2 separate regions of the Homo sapiens genome follow, and region 1 is linked to region 2. Evidence: read pairs that join two places in POLR2A ChIA-PET (ENCODE). Cell type or tissue: GM12878. All regions are shown on one strand.

Evidence for each region. Peaks named below come from ENCODE experiments on the same cell type or tissue, not always from the same donor. Only the 100,000 strongest peaks of a DNase experiment are listed, where the experiment ranks them.
Region 1: POLR2A ChIA-PET joins it to region 2 with 15 read pairs; 3 of 35 experiments call an interaction of 5 or more read pairs at or near these places.

What each region holds. Positions count from the first base shown.
Region 1 is chr18:23,633,719-23,636,218 of GRCh38, forward strand. ANKRD29 (ankyrin repeat domain 29) reads right to left here. Exons shown (of 10, transcript NM_173505.4): 5 at 333-431. Among named protein-coding and RNA genes, the nearest start is that of ANKRD29, 28 kb to the right of the region's middle. In GM12878, no CTCF peak of the experiment used is centred here; no DNase peak of the experiment used is centred here.
Region 2 is chr18:23,827,489-23,829,988 of GRCh38, forward strand. The region is part of intron 23 of LAMA3 (laminin subunit alpha 3); the gene reads left to right. Among named protein-coding and RNA genes, the nearest start is that of LAMA3, 140 kb to the left of the region's middle. In GM12878, no CTCF peak of the experiment used is centred here; a DNase peak (open chromatin) is centred at 1,163.

The DNA of each region.
Region 1 (2,500 bases), 190 kb before region 2:
CGCTACCATCCCCGGCTAAGTTTTGTATTTTTAGTAGAGCCGGGGTTTCACCATGTTGGCCAGGCTGGTCTCGAACTCCTGACCTTGTGATCCACCCACCTCGGCCTCCCAAAGTGCTGGGATTAGAGGCGTGAACCACCGCGCCCGGCCAGATATGTGGTTTCTATATAAAAAAAGCCCATCTGGTCCGCTATATATTTTTCTCTTGACTCAGACCCAAGTCCTACTGTCCATTAAAGTATTTTTGAAGTTGGCATTTCTGGCATCTGAATTTAGACTGCAATTTTGTATGTGATGAGAAATGTCCTAATGTCCCCCTGAAATGCACTCACATAAAGTTGGTCATGGATGTTTGCTCCGTGCTTCAGCAAGGTCTCCACCACCTGCATGTGCCCGTACTGACTGGCAGCCAACAGGGCGGTGCCCCCGTCCTATGGACATGCAAAGTATAAACACATTAGAGGTGGCGCAGGCACATAATTCACCAGCAGATGTTCCTCACATACATAGAATTTAGGAAGAGAGTTTTCCCAAAGATAATAACAAACTCACTTTCCCTGTTTTTTTTTTTTTTTTTTTTTTTTTTTTTGAGATGGAGTCTTGCTCTGTCACCCAGGCTGGAGTGCAGTGGTGCGATCTTGGCTCACTGCAATCTCCGCCTCCTGGGTTCAAGCGATTCTCTTGCCTCAGCCTCCCAAGTATCTGGGACTACAGGCGTGCACCACCATGCCCAGTTAATTTTTGTATTTTTAGAAGAGATGGGGTTTCACTATGTTGGTCATGCTGGTCTTGAACTCCTGACCTCAAGTGATCTGCCCACCGCGACATCTCAAAGTGCTGGGATTACAGGTGTGAGCTACCATGTCCAGCCTACTTTCCCTCTTTTATCCCTTTTACTTTTTCTTTATAATTATGGCAGAGTTCATCCTAAGGACGTGATTATGTTGTATATGTGGGCGGCTTGCTAGAGATGTATTACAGTTTTTTGACCAAGTTATTTATTGTGAATTAATTTAGAAAATTCCTATGCCAAATGCAGCATCATCTATTTGCTTCTCAATATGAGAAACACAGAAGAGAAAGTCTTGTCAGTTCTTGGAATCATCAGAAAAGCCTCCCAGGGCTTCTAGCCAGAGACTTCCTGGGGAAACGCCGTCTTCTCCCTGTGATGTAACCCAGTGGTAAGCCACTGAGATTAAGGTGTTTGTATGGGGTAACCCTCTGGGGCCATTGCCCTCATGGGACAAGATCTGCTGCCATTAAAAGAGCGGATAGCTATGGCACATTCTGTGTGTCTCTCACTATCCTACTTAGTATTTTCCTTTTAACATGTGCCAATTTGTCCAGGGCTCTTTAAAAGTGTGGCCCTAAAAACTAAGCAGAAGCCTGAGCAACAAAAATTAGCCAGGGTGTGGTGGTGTGCGCCTGTAGTCCCAGCAACTTGGGAGGCTGGGGTCGGAAGATCAATTGAGCCCAGGAAGTGGAGGCTGCAGTGAGCCAAGATCACACCACTGCACCCCAGCATGGGTGACAGAGCGAGACACTGTGTCAAAACAAACAAATAAAAAAAGTAAAAAAAAAAAAAAAAACCCAACTAAGCAGGGCACTGTAAAGCACACATGCTCTGATGTGGAATGGGATATTCCTGTGTTCCATCTACTCTACTTTTATCTCTGCAGCCTAAATTAGAGCTTTTCTACCAACCACATCACACTGCTGACTCATTGAGTTTGTGGTCAACTAAAATCCTTAATTGTTTTCCTCAGGTGCTACAGCTAAGGCATTCTTTTTTCCCATCTAGCGTTGTTGAGTTGTTTGGCTCTCTGAACTGGACATCTGAGCTAATTGTAAGTAATTCAAAAACACATAACCTGGTTCTAAAACATGAATCATAAATATAAGATACTGTAGTTTCTAAATTTGGGCATAAGGTGTTTATTCAAAATGCCTACTCATAGATCCCCACCCTCAGCCCTGCCTTCAGTAGGTCTGGGGTGAGATCCAGAAATATGCCTTTTGACCAGTCATGTGGGTTGATTGTGTAGGCAGGTGGCAGGTGGGCCTCATGTGGAGAAACACTGCTATAAGAGGTCTCGAATTCGTAGGCAGGTAACATCCTATGGGGCTGCGTGTGGCTGGGTAGTGCTTCCCCAGAGGCAGGCTCTGTGGTGGGGGAGGGTGCTTGAGATGGGCTTTGAAGTGTGGGGAATGGAGAGGAGGGAGGCTGAAGGCTGAAGCTGGTGGTAGACGGCAGTGGTGAGGAGGCATCACAGAATTGCGTAACAGCAGGAATAAGCACCATTTCTAAGCTTTATCCTGTCAATTTTCCTAGCTAATAAAGTAATAAATTTTCCTGCCTAATAAAGTAACAGAAAAGATAAAATATGAAGATTCTTATGGAGGAACTGCTGTTATTTTTGTATGTATGTATGTATGTATGTCAGGGTCCTGCTCTGTCGCCCAGGCTGGCTGCAGTTGTGCAATCATGGCTCACTGCAGC
Region 2 (2,500 bases):
TATCAAAGTTATTACTACCTCCCCATCTGTATCTGCTAAAAATACTTGGCCACAGTTGCTTCTCAAATTCAGGGGAACCTGGAAGAATTTCTCAGAGGTGTTTATCAACATTTGCTGAACTATCTGATTTAGGGTGGGGCTGGATGGTACGCTACATGGAGCCATGTTCAGGTTGTTCTTTGAGCACTTTCTAGACATGGCAGGGGATGTGGGCATCTATAGAATCCTTTCTTTTTGGTTATCTGGACTTAGAAGGGGGCATCCTGTTCTACATGATTCAGGGCAAGATTTCTCTTAAAAGACAGATGAGACTCAATCTAGTAAGCGTCCAGAAATGACACAGCTTACCCTAAAAGGATACCACACTCACTGACTGTTCAACCCCTTAGGCTAAGCAATTTGTAGCAGCTGAATTCCTTGAGCTCAGAATCCGGAACTTCTACATCCCCTGGCACCTACCTCATGGCTTGGAGGACAGGTTACTACAGGTCTTGGTATTACTTTTCTTCCAGGAGTTCTTCGAACTTCAGAACCAAATTTAAGATCATACTGATTTCAGATTCGAGTTAGAGCTATAGGATATCAACCATAACAATAAGAATACACAACACTTCAAAATGAAGACACTGAAAGACTTCCTCCACTATATTTTTATTCTTTGCTCTCTGTAACATTCTCTGTTTTGTCCTTTTGAGGAAAATATTCATTTGGGGGATTAAATTTGTGGGATGAAAATATATGTGGAGTTAATTGTAACTGAACTTTTAGATGTGTACATTTTTGTAAACTACATTTCTAACATTTTGAAGGTAGCAGTTAAAGGTTTTTAAGTATATTTCTTAAGTAAAGTCTTCATTTTATTTGAATTTTCATGCTACGAAATAATATTTACTTGTAACAAGTAAAACAATATAGATATGCATAAAAAACCTAAATGATCTTCCCTCTACTTCATTCTAATACTAAGTTTGCTGTATCCCTCCCTACACATGCTATGTGTGTATACACACATACACACATACATGTATATAGGTGTACATACATACATATATACATAAAATGCACATACACGTACATATACAGGTATATGTATGTGTGTGTGTATTTGTGTGTGTGTGTTCCCTAGACAACAAGAGGTACCGTTGAGAAGGGGCAACCACCAGGAAGTGATGCTGATGACTCATCTAGGAGGTTCTAACCTCTGATTTAACCCAGAGCTATAGCACAGAGCTAGTCAGCAGGACCTCAAGGCTCTTTTACAATACGGAAATATTTTATTTCACTATCTCTGGTCTAGAAATTATCCAGCTTATTGATTCAGTTTAATTTATACTTTTAAAACTTTTCAATTGGCTCTTTATCATATTTATTTTTTCTTGTCTTTTCTGCCAGTTTTTGTTTCAAAACTTCATGTACTTTTAAGTGGAAGTTACTTCTTCATTTAGCTTTTTTAGTATCCTAAAGGCCTTGGAGCCAGGTGTATTTCAGAATTCAAAATTTTTAAGATTTGAAAAAAGATAACATCTCCAGTGAGGTCTGGGATAATACCCTATAATCAAACAGGTTAATATTTCTCCAGTGAAAAGCATGAATAGGCACACCTAGGGAGACACTAACTGACTATATACATAGACTTATATCAGTTTAGTTCAGACTTTGCCAGCAAATGATTATTGGTTAGGTTAGGTTTGCCACCAAAACAGTTACAAAACCTATTTCCTTTTCAGAGTTTGGGGATTTCAGATCATGGGCCAGTATATTTAAAGTCTTTCTCAGACTATTCCATAAAATTCACCTCATCTGAAGTGAACTCATCTCTGATTATTTTGTTACCTGTCTTTCTTAATATTCAATTTATGTGTTTTGAATTTTGTTTACAGGCATATTGGCTTATTTTGAATGAGAGGTTTTTATCCTCTCCTTCTTTCGCATCTGTTTCAGCCTGCTAATTTTGCATTGTCTTAGCTGTCCACTGGATCCTTAGCCCAGGAGCAGGCATTACAGTGTGCCTTCTCTATTGTTATGACACTGAAGATAGGAGATTCAGACATTGACCCCATGAATGGCATAGCTCAGTTCTTGGTCATGAGGCCACATATTTGATTTTTGGTTCCCAAATTCCATAGCTTCTTTTAAAAATTTATTTAGTTTTATATATTTAGGGGTACAAGTACAAGTTTCTTATATGCATATATAACATAGTGGTGAAGTCTGGGCTTCTAGTGTACCCATCACCCAAATAGTGAACATTGTACCTAATAGGTACTTTTTCAACACCCCCTCCCATCCCTCCACTTTTCATAGTCTCCAGTGTCTGTTATTACACTCTGTATGTCCATATGTACCCATTGCTTAGCTACCATTTATAAGTGAGAACATGCAGTATTTGACCTTCACACAGCTTCTTATAAATCCATAACCCAGGAGGCAGATTGGAAGCAATTTTTAGCTTCTTTTTAAATTTGAACATCCTTGTCTTCAAAAAATGTGCCTCGATCTG